2 separate regions of the Homo sapiens genome follow, and region 1 is linked to region 2. The links are chromatin contacts, found by Hi-C or POLR2A ChIA-PET in ENCODE. All regions are on one chromosome and are shown on one strand. The core of a region is the stretch at or near the end of the contact, and the rest is flanking DNA. Distances in the headings are between cores, read along the strand shown. Region 1 holds the start of LOC105372548 (a long non-coding RNA gene). Region 2 overlaps BANF2 (BANF family member 2).

Evidence for each region. Hi-C counts contacts between places; a loop is a spot of excess contacts on that map. ChIA-PET counts read pairs that join two places held with the same protein, here RNA polymerase II (POLR2A). Pooled maps may share reads with other maps.
Region 1: a map of Caco-2 shows a loop between it and region 2 (2.6-fold over the local background). The contact joins two enhancer-like sites. A Hi-C loop is called at or near these places in 2 of 168 maps with a recorded cell type or tissue (Caco-2 and HepG2) and 1 of 50 pooled maps. POLR2A ChIA-PET finds 5 or more read pairs at or near these places in 2 of 52 experiments (HepG2 and PC-9).

Annotation. Positions count from the first base shown.
Region 1 is chr20:17,872,417-17,879,958 of GRCh38, forward strand. LOC105372548 (a long non-coding RNA gene) reads left to right here and starts at 220. Exons shown (of 4, transcript XR_937297.3): 1 at 220-304; 2 at 437-507; 3 at 5,839-5,965. RefSeq lists an enhancer at 3,437-4,339. Within about 2 kb of position 3,700, at least 11 of the 41 ENCODE cell types and tissues checked have a DNase peak (open chromatin) inside an H3K27ac peak, as active enhancers do.
Region 2 is chr20:17,732,786-17,736,814 of GRCh38, forward strand. BANF2 (BANF family member 2) reads left to right here. Exons shown (of 4, transcript NM_178477.5): 4 at 2,880-3,086. The coding sequence ends at 3,026. Among named protein-coding and RNA genes, the nearest start is that of BANF2, 35 kb to the left of the region's middle. Within about 2 kb of position 2,571, at least 3 of the 41 ENCODE cell types and tissues checked have a DNase peak (open chromatin) inside an H3K27ac peak, as active enhancers do.

The DNA.
Region 1 (7,542 bases), core at 2,450-4,949, 140 kb after region 2:
GAAGAAGCAAACTATCAGGTTTGAGACAGATAGCCCCCCCACTTATGAGAGGGCGACAGAATTTGAACTCAAAAAGACCCAACCACAGTCAGGTAGTATTGACCCGGGTGTGGTATTGACCTGGAAGTGGTATTGACCCGGAAGTGGTAAGAACATATAAAACTGGAGCCCTGGTTGTTACCACGGCAACCCGTAGTCTGTTGCATGCTGAGTTTGGGGGAGCAGAAGAGTCTCGCGGGGATAGTCAGTGCGCAGGGAGACTAGCACAGGCCGGCAGAGAAGTGACCCAGCCCCGGATTGCCTGGTAACCTTCCGTTCCCAGGAGGCTGCTGTGAGGCTCCTCTGGTAATCAGTTCCCTGAGTCCAGGGTTTCCTAATAGGAGCCCGTCTCCCTCCGGTTCACTTGAAGGGCTCTCTGCTTCTTTCCCTCAAACAGGCTTCATGGAGTATAATGGACCCACAGCCATCTCCTTCCCCAACACCAACTCTGCCTGCATTTTAGGCCAGGTTTGTAGGAGAGTTGAATGAAGATTGAATGAATGAATGATGAAAAGTACAAAATGCCATCACTTCACTTCTTTCAGGAAGACCCAGGACACTCTGCTGCATCCTCCACCTGTTTGTGAATTAAATGTCCATGATGGCTTTTACTAAGCACTTACTATGTGCCAGGCACTGTGCTGAGCTCTGCACCTTTAAGAGGCAGCAAGTCGTGACTGGTTCAGAGCTGGCTCAGAGCTGCCTGAGTTGGAAGCCTCGGATAGGAAAATGGAAGCTTAAAGAGGTTAAGCCCTGGCCAAGCACAGTAGCTCGTGCCTGTAATTCCAGCACTTTGGGAGGCCAAGGCGGGAGGATCACGTGGGCCCAGAAGTTCAAGACTAGCCTGGATAACAAAGTGAAACCTCATTTCTACAAAAAATTTAAAAATTAGCCAGGTGTGGTGGCACACGCCTATAATCCCAGCTACTCCGGAGGCTGAAGCTGGAATATCGCCTGAGCCCACAAGTTCAAGGCTGCAGTGAACTATGATCATGCCACTGCGCTCCAGCCTGAGTGACAGAGCAAGACCCTGTCACTAAAAAAGTTGGGGAGGGGGGTCAAGCCCTCTGCTGAGCTAGTAATAGTGGGACTGAGGTTCAAGCCCATGGCTGATTCCAGATCCTGTTTACAGAGCCGTTATGTGACGTAACTAAAGTGTTGATTATGCATCGACTAGGCACACCATGCAAGGTGCTGCGGATGCTGCTGTCACCAACACACCCAGTCCTGGCCCACAGGGGGCTGCCACCCCAGCCCCCAGTGCTCTCCCTGGATCCTGAATCCTAGCTATCCCTTCAGAGCCACCCCTCTGGCTTCCAAGCACCTGCACTACCCACTCCCACCCCTCCCTGGAAGGGATGGCGCAGCCTGGGAGCCAGCTGCTCTGGGGGGCTCAGACCTGTGGGCTGGATTGTCCATGTGTCAGGGAAGGAAAGGGAAGCCCATGGCAGGAGGGACACCCTCTTATGGGTGGTAGCAACTCCATGGAGCCCAGGCTGCATCGTTCACTGAGGCTGCTAATGTTTGAACCTATCTTTGAATAAGATCCACCCTCTTGCACTGGCAAGTCCAAGCTGTAGTAAACCCTGAGGGAGACCCACAGTCCAGCTGCAAGGCCCTGCCCCACTCTTGGCCGCTGGCAGAAGCTCCAGGCTTGCCGAGGGGTGCCACGTAGCAGAGGCAGTCTCCGCCTCTAGCCCATCCCACTCCTTCATCTGCTTCTCGTTAGCTTCAAAAGTAAGGCCTGGCGCTGTGCCCTGGGCAGGAGGGAGAGCTTGGTGTGGCCGCTCAGAGCTTCACCTCCCTTGCCTGGGGTTTCTCTTCTCCTGCCCCATCCATCGTCAGCACAGCTGACTGCTTCTGGGGCTCCTCTGTCTACCTTCCCCACGTTCCAGCACCCCCCTTCCCCTGCCCCTCTGTAGCAACCGCCTCCCTGCAAAGCCCCACCCACCCACACACTCATACACACACCCCTCTCACTCCCCTGGCACTCAGTCCCTCCAAGCTTCCTTCCTTATCCCTTTAGAGCCCTGCAGCCCTCAGGCAGTGTAGCCCAGAGGTTCAAGGGCATTCGCTCTGGTATCAGAAGGGTCTGGGTTCAAATCCCTTGTGCACTGCTTGCTGGCTGTGTGACTTTGGGCAAGTTGCCTAATCTCTCTGGTCCTCAGTTTTTGCATCTGTAAAATGGGGATGATATTAACAGTACCTACTTCATAGGGTTATCTTGAGGATTAAATAAAATAGTACAAGTAAAGGTCCCAGCATAAAATCAGGGCTGATCCACCTTAGGTATAAAAAGGATAAATTAGGACTTGGAATCTTACTCTTCCTAAGGAGACCTGCAGTTGGCTAAAGGAGGACCTGCCTTCAGGGACAGAAATTCAGGTTTTGTTTTAGAATAGGCCTGAGGGAGTAGGAAGCTGGAGGAACCTGTCTCTATATTCTGGATACCTCAAAGACAGTTAAATTCTGCCGTGGTGAGCATTTATTGAGCACTATCTGTGTGCCAGGCACTGTGTGGGGAAACCACAATCCCTGCAGATCAAGGAGCTCAGATTCTAGTGCCAGAAAAAAATGTAAAGAGAAAGGGCCACCATGCCACCCACTGAAGACGGCAAGGGAAGAGGCCAGAAAGTGCTACGAACAAGGAGGAAACAGCTCCAAGTTGTTGGGCAGTCGGGCGCTGGGTCTCAAAGGAGGGCCACTTGCATGGACAGAAGGTACCCCTCTTACTGAGCACTGGGGGCCTGGTGGGTCCCCTGTGCTCTCCAGGAGAAGCAGGCAGAATTCCTAAGCCCCGTTAGGCCAATGAGGAAGTTGAGGCACCGAGAGTAAGGGGCATCTGCTTCCCCACCAGCTGACTTCTATTCTAGAAAGGAATGTTCTGCACAACCCCAAACCGTCAGCTCTTTCTGCTTGCAAACTTGGCAGGAGTTTGCAGGGAACACAAAGAAGAGAGGGGGAGGAGCAAGGTGGATCAGCCGGGCTGGCTTGCCCAGGGCCTGGCACAGAGGATGGACTTTGTCCCACGTGGGTGAGGGGCGTTCACACACAGGCGTCCACACCCCCACGTTGCTCCACCAGGCAGAAGGCCAGATTTTGTCCTTGTAATTCCCAGAACTGCCCTGAAACAGGACTGCTCACTACTGTGCATGGTTTAAAATGCAGTGGGGGGTTTTGGGGAGTTTTTTCGTTTGTTTTGATACGGGGTCTCACTCTGTCACCCAGGCTGGAGTACAGTGGCATGATCATGGCTCACCACAGCCTCAACCTCCCGGGCTCAGGTGATCCTCCCATCTCAGCATCCCGAGTAGCTGAGACTATAGGCACTTGCCACCATGCCAGGCTGATTTTTTCCATGTTTTTTGTAAAGACAGGGTTTTACCATATTGCCCAGGCTGATCCACCCACCTTAGCCTCCCAAAGTTCTGAGATTACAGGCATGAACCACGGTACCTGGCCAAACATGCAGTAGTTTTAAAAGAAGCCTGCTCAGGGAGAGGAGAAATGAGTCCTGTCAGATCTGCTCCCCCTGGAGAATGGCTTCCTCACCAGCCCAGCCCCTGTCTGTGCCCAGGGGGAAGCAGGCATGAGGAGGACCAAGGGGGCACTGCCATGTACTGGCCCCGAGTAAGCCAGGCAGGCCCTCTGCTGGGATCCTCACAGATGTCAGTCTCCTCGATCCTTAAAATCAGAGCTCTGGAGTCAGTCTCTTGACAGCAAGCCAAGTGGAACGCCTGTGTCTGAGCAGTAGGGCAGAGACCCCGCTCTGCCTGAGCAGCGGAGACATCTCAGATCTCGCGGTTGCAGAGGATCTGCTTCCCCCTCAGATGCCTGCAGGGGGAAAGAAGCGGAGGCAGGGGGAAAGAAGCGGAGGCAGGGGGTTGTCCTGGCTCACTCTGAGCCCGCCTGGCCTGGGTAGCAGGAACAGGAACTCCATAGTGGGGACGAGGTTAGAGAGGAGGTGCTAGCCGGCTGCAGCCCCTCACAGGCAGGGCAGCCAGTTACATCTGAATTACAGATAAACCAGAAATACTTGTAGTTTAAGCATGGCCCAAGGACTAGGGCAGTGGCAGTGGGGGTAAAGAAGGGGAGAGGTTTAAGATTGTATTTGAAGGAACTGAAATCAGGATCTTGAAGAGATGATATCTGCGCACCCAGGTTCATTGCGGTGTTACTCACAAATGGCCAAGATCTGGAAACAACCTAAATGTCCGTCAGTGGAAAAATGGATAAAGAAATTGTAGTATACACCTATGAGGGAATATTATTCGACATTTAAAAAGAAGGAAATCCAGGGCCAGGGTGGTTGGTCACACCTGTAATCCCAGCACTTTGGGAGGCCAAGGCAGGAGAATCAATCACTTGAAACCAGAAGTTTGAGACCAGCCTGGGCAACAAAGCAAGATCCTGTCTCTACAAAAAATTTAAAAATTAGCCGGGTATCATGGCGCATGCCTGTAGTTTGAACTGCTCAAGAGGATGAGGCAGGAGGATCACTTGAGCCCAGGAGCTGGAGGCTGCCCTGAGCTATGACAGCACTGTTGCATTCCAGCCTGGGCAACAGAGCGAGACCCGGTATCTAAAAAAGAGAAAGAAAGAAGAAAGGAGGGAAGGAAGGAAGGGAGAGAGGGATCAATCCTGCCATTTGTGACAACATGGATGGACCTGGAGGACATGATGAGATCCTGAAGTAACTCAGACAGAGAAAATCAAATACTGCTCTTTCTCTCTTATACATGGAACGGAAAACAGCCAAACTCATAGAAGCAGAAAGTAGAATGATGATTGCCAGGGACTGGGAAGAGGGGGAAACAGAGTGATGTTGGTCAAAGGGTACAATGTCTCAGTTACGCAGGATGAATACATTCTGGAGATCTACTGTACAACTAGGGCCTGTGATTAACAATACTGTACTGTACACTTACACATTTGCTAACAGAGTAGATCTCATGTTTAGTCCTCTTACCACATAAGGAAATGAAAAAGAAACAGAGGAGACGGAAGGACACTTAGAGTGATGGATAAGTTTATGGCCTTGATGAATGTTTTCGCAGGTGTGTACATATCTCCATCCATCAAGTTGTATACATTAAATATCTACAGGCTGGGCGTGGTGGCTCATGCCTGTAATCCCAGCACTTTGGGAGGCCATGGCGGGTGGATCACTTGAGGTCAGGAGTTTGAGACCACCTGGGCAACATGGTAAAACCCCATCTCTACTAAAAATGCAAAAATTAGCCAGGCATGGTGGCTCATGCCTGTAATCCCAGCTACTCGGGAGGCTGAGGTATGAGAATCATTTGAACCTGGGAGGTGGAGGTTGCAGCAAGCCGAGATCACACCACTGCACTCCAGCCTGGGAGACAGAGCAAAGTTCCGTCTCAAAACAAACAAAAAAAAAACCTACAGCTTTTTGTGTGTCAATCATACCTCCACACTATGGTTTAAAAAAAGCATGTGATTTGGAGATGGATGCTCTGTGGATTGGTAATAAGTTAGATGTAGGAGACAAGGACATGGGAGAAATCAAGAACAACCCCCAGGCTTCAGGCTTGAGCTACCTCTGGGTTCATGGGACCACTTACTGGGGATGGGAGGGCAGGGCAGGATCAGACTAGAGAGGGGAACCAAGGCTTCTGTTTCTGGTGCTGTTAAATTTGGGAGGATTATTTGAGCCTGAAGTGGAGATTATGGTTATCCAAGCCTGGAGATTCCGGAATTAAGGGAAGGTCTGGCTGTGGCGTTACCAGCACCTGGGTGGAATTTAAAGCCATGGTTCTGGATGCAACCTTGTAGGAAGTGAGAGTTCAGAGAGCAGAGACAACTGTCCAGAGCTAGACCTTGAAGACTCCTCAACGCTGAAGGTCACCGAGAGGAGGGACAGCCAAGGAAACTGAGTCGCAGCAGCCGTGGAGGCAGGCGGGTGAGCACAGAGGGCAACAGAGGGGAGGTTTCTCTGAGCAGCGGGGGTGGCCGCGTTGGATGTTACTAGGAGGACTGATAAGATGGGAAGGGGCAGCCAAAGCCAGCCTGCAGTGAATTGAAGGGGGAACATGAGGAGAGGAAGCCGAGGCAGCCAACGTACCCACCACCGTCAGGAAGCCCTGCAGTGCTGGCTGGGGCAGGGGGCAGATTGAGTAGAGGCCACCGGAGGGCCAGTAAGATTGGGCAGGTCTTCATCGGTGACCTTTGGATGGGTTCCCTGCCTGGAAACATAGAGACAAATCCTGACTGCCCTTGAATTGGCAGTGGGACCTCAGGCAAATTGAGTTGAGTGAGAGATAGTATATAAGGGTGTTTTAATGTGTGCTGAGTGATACAGAGTGGGAGGGATGAACACCCCATGGTAGGTACATGCACACAGGGGGACCCCGCTCAGCAACAGCAGGGGACAAGCTACTGAAACCCACAGCAACGAGGACAGATTTCAGAATCGCTACAGGGAGGGAAAGAAGCCAGAATTCAGAAGGGCACCTGCAGTACAAATCATTTCTAAGAAGTTTTAGAACAGGAAACACTCATCTATAATGAAATAAAAACCTGAACAGGGGTTGCCGCAGGGGGCAGTGTGGGGGTGGCCTGACTGGCAAGGGACACGAAGGAACCTTCTGAGGGGACGGGAACATCCTTCCCTTGGGAGGAGTCTGATTTAACAGATGTCTGCATTTGTCACAATCCAGCAAATGGTGCACTTAAGATTGGAACATTTCACTCTATGTAAATTTTACCTAAAATGAACTATAAAGGCATTCCTGAATGCTACTTAATGATATACATGTGGAGACCTTTGGGAGTGAAGTGTACTGAGGTTTGTGGCTCCCCTTGAAAGGTGGAAAACAATAAGATGAAGTAATGGGTAGATGCAGAGCTGTGTGATGAAGAGATACAGTAAAATGCCATCTAGGGGGTACATATGTGGGTGTTCACTGGAAAATGCATTCAACTTTTCTGTGTGTTTGAAAATCTTTATAATAAAATGTTGAGGGGAAATTTAAAAAAAAGGATGTGAAACTACTTTTCTTTTCTTTTTTTTTTTTTTTTTTTGAGACAGAGTTTCGCTCTTTGTTGCCCAGGCTGGAGTGCAGTGGTGTGATCTCGGCTCACTAAAACCTCCGCCTCCTGGGTTCAAGAGATTCTCCTGTCTCAGCTTCCCAAGTAGCTGGGATTACAGGCACCCACCACCACACCCGGCTAATTTTTGTATTTTTAGTAGAGACAGGGTTTCACCATGTTGGCCAGGCTGGTCTTGAACTCCTGACGTCAGGTGATCTGTCCACCTCGGCCTCCCAAAGTGCTGGGTTTACAGGTGTGAGCCGCTGCGCCTGGCCAAGAAGACTTTTCATCCAATGCAAAGATACTTGTTGGGCACCTGCCATTATGTCAGGTGCTGCAAGGCAGGGGACGCAGTGCTGATGGAGATGTCCAAAGCTATGGCACGAGGCATCATCCAAGTGACAGGCAACTGAGCCAGCTCCTCAGAGCAGAGCGCTGTCGTTGTCC
Region 2 (4,029 bases), core at 1,321-3,820:
CACCCCAGTAGCTGAATTCTGGGGAGCTCTGGCCCAAGGAGGGAAAGGGGCAGCATCTTTTCTCCTTGATTAGGGGGCTTTCTGGAGCCGGGGGAGAAACCAAGCGGGCATCTGGCAGGGCCATGATGGGAGCCCACGACTCCAGCTTCCCTGGGGAGCAGGGTGAAGTGCTCAGGGAAGAAGGGAGAAGGGAAGCCAACTTTCCCTCCTGGAAGATGCCACAGGGAGACAGGAGGGAAAACTGAGGAGGGAGTGTCAGGTTGCCACTTGGCTCCAGAGGCTGCAAGACGGGGCTTCCTGTAGCATTCCTGGAAAGTTTGCCCAGGGTCCACATGTTCCCAGGCATCCTGGCTGCTGAGCCTGTGGGTATGTGGAGGCTCTCACTAACAGGCCAGCTGATGCTGGCAGTGCCACTTCTAAAACGGGCAGGGGATGCATTAGCCTCCAGGCCAGACTGTGGACAGTTGGGAAGTGCAGGAATAGTGCAGAGGAAAACAGGAGACTTAGTACCTCCACCTGGGGAATGGGAGGGGTGAGTACATGTGAGGATCAGGTGGATTAAAACGTGTCAGGTGTCTAGCAGCACGTGGCCGACAGAAGTGCTAAAAAGTGCTACTTAGCATTAACTACTATTATTAAGTATTATCATGAACATTTCTCTTTATGGAGAAAGCTTTGTGTAAGCCACTTACTATTAATTATTGTTAATTATTATTAATATTCTCTCTCCTTGGACACAGCTCTATGTCTCTCGTTTCTGTTACCTTCACCTTGGCACCTCCCACACCTACGTCTACTGGCTCAATTAACACTTAATAAATGTTATTTTTCAAAAACATTAATTTAAATACATCTCAGTAAAATCCATTCAAAATGGGAGGATACTGATAAAGTAAAATGAGATCACGCCAAGTAACTATATTGCTTTTTTTAAAAAAGATTAAAGTAGCAGTTCAGAATCACCACAAAATCCTGGCTTTTTTCTCTTATCAACAACTGGACCATGACTAAAAATAAAGCCCCCAAAATTCAATGCTTGGGTATATTTTATGACTGGGATTCAGCTTTTATTTGATTTCTCTTCTTAAAAAGTATGCTCTCTTTGGTTAAGATGAAGTTTGCTTTATTTTACATAACTAAAAGTAAACAGACACCATCAGGTTTTCCTGGAAAGGGCCCAGAACTCGAGGCATGGGTGGATGCTGGTTCTTGTTGGTTCCAGGCTGGAGAGCCCCCAAAACCAGCCCTGAGAGATGGGCGTTTAATGTGACCTGAGCTCTCCAGCCTCCACCATTTAGTGGCTTGGCTAGTTTCTGGCTACGTGGCCTTGGGAATTCCCTTCCTCCATGTGGTCCTTGTGCCTTGTCAATAATGGTGTAATAAAACTATAAAAGATGAATTAAAAGCCTCGAGGCAAGTATTAATAGCTAGAAAGCTTGAGAATGCCATAAAAATAGAAATCACAGTGCACTGAGTGCTTATCTTCCATGTATTTTTTATCCACAGAGACTGAGGAAGGGGAACGTGGACAAGGTTTAGCATGTTTTAAACCTTCTATGCTCCTCCTACAGAACTACAGCTCCCAGTATGAGAGAGGAATTTACATTTTTTGAATGCCTTCCCATTTAATTCACTTAATTTAATTTGCAGAGCACACCGTGTGCATTAGGAAGGTGCAGAAACTGAGATCCAGGTTCTGTGGGTTCTTACTTCAGGTTACATGAGTTGCCTGAGATCACACAGGTGGTTTGCAAAAACAAATCAATGCTAAGATGCCATTCATCTGTCAGCCCCATGTGCAGTGGTTCTCAGCCCAAGGAGATTTTGCCCCCAAGGGACATTTGGCAATGTTTGGGGATGGTTATGATTGTCGCTACTTGGGTCGGGGAGGGAGGGTGCCACCGGCATGCGTAGAGATCAGGGGTGCTGCTGAACATCCTGCAATGCACAGGACAGCCCCCCATAACATTTCAAGCATTGTCCAAAATATCAATAGTGCCGAGGTTTAGAAACCCCGTGCTATGGGCACAGTGGCTTACCCCTGTAATCCCAGCACTTTGGGAGGCCAAGGCAGGTGGATCACCCGAGATCAGGAGTTCGAGACCAGCCTGGACAACATGGCAAAACCCCGTCTCTACTAAAAATATGAAAATTAGCCAGGCATGGTGGCAGGCACCTGTAATCCCAGCTACTTGGAAAGCTGAGGCAGGAGAATCGCTTGAGGCGGAGGTTGCAGTGAGCCGAGATCACGCCATTGCACTCCGGCCTGGGCGACAGAGCAAGATTCTGTCTCCAAAAAAATAAAATAAATAAACAAATAAAAGAAAGAAAAGAAAAGAGAAGAAAAGAAAAGAAATCCCATGCTACAACAATTGCAGAAGTAGTGGGGCGGGAATGTCTCTTACTCTGTCTGGGTTATGTGTGTGTTTCCAAGAGAAATGCTTCACTGGAGGTCTGAAGGGAGCTTCAGGAGTGTGCTAGGCCCCGGCTACTCAAACTGTTGTCCCTGGACCAGCAGCAGCTGGGAGCATGTTAGAAATGCAGGCCTCTCCCTGGACTTAGACTTTCAGAACCCGCATTTTAACAAGCTCCCACATGATTCATGTGCTTGTCAAAGTTTGAAGGGGGCAGGGTCTGACTCATTCCAGGGTGGACGGCCCGCAAACCAGCCCTGAGAGATGGGCATTTAACTTGGCCTTAGCTCTCACCAGGGCTAAGACCCATGTCAGGGCTTCAAGGACTGACAGGCTCCCTTGAATCGGCCCTGCTCCCCCTCCTTTGATTGTCACGTGAGCCCTGGTTGCTGGGAAGGAAGAGCGCGTCTGAGCTGGCTTATGATAACCTTTCCTGCTTTCCTCCCTGTCTCATCCCCTCCCCAGGCCTACATCCTGCTGGGACAATTCCTTCTGATGCACAAGAATGAAGCCGAGTTTCAGAGGTGGCTCATTTGCTGTTTTGGTGCCACTGAGTGTGAGGCCCAGCAGACTTCTCACTGCCTCAAGGAGTGGTGTGCCTGCTTCCTGTAGACACAAACCTCATTGCTGCCCCCCACCACCCTCTGGGGAAAATGACGCCTTCTCCACCTATGCCCAGGCTCCGAGTCCTCATTTGTGTTTTTAATTTTAATGATACACTCCCATTATAAGCAGTAGTTCAAGAACATAAAACAGGACAAATGCAAGAGAAATGACTCCCAAACCCACCACCCAGAAACCATAGTCAATCCTCTTAGATGAATATCATGTCAAATATCTTTCAGCAAAAAATTTATATGAAAGAATGGATAATTTTATTTAAAAATAGGAATTGAATTTTAAGTCAGTGTATTGGTCATCTATTGCTGCATAACAAATAGTCCCAACATGTAGCAGCTTCTCAAAACAAACAATGATGCTACCTCACAGGGTTTCTGAGGGTCAGGAACCTGAGGGTTGTTTAGCCAGCTGGTTCTGTCTCAGGGTCTCTCATGAGATTACTCACTGTTGGCCCAGCAGCAGTCATCTGAAGGCTGGACCAGGGCTGGAGGACCCACCTCCAAGATGGCTGCCTCACATGGCTGCTGGCAAGACATCTTGGTTCCTCACCACATGGGCCTTCCCATCGGGCTGCTCGTGGCATGGCATCTGGCTTCCCCCAAAGCTGGTGACCCAAGAGCGAGTGAGAGAGCAAGCAGGAAGCCACAGTGCCTTTTATGACCTCGTCTCTGACACATGCAATATCACTTCTGCCTTATACTATTTGTTAGAAGCAAGTCACTAAGTTCTCAAGGGAGGATAATAAAACATTCTTGAAATAATATGCATACACATTTTAAAAATCACAGTTTCTTGAGGCCTGATTTACATAGAGTAAAACTTACCCTTTTCAGGTGTGCATTCTATAAATTTTGACAAATTCACCAGCATAATCAAAGATGTAAGACACTTTCATTACCCCAGGGAGTTCCCTCGTGCCTCTCTGTAGTCATCACTTCTCCCTTCCCAACGTCTGGCAACCATGAATCTGTTTTCCATCCTTATAGCTTAGATT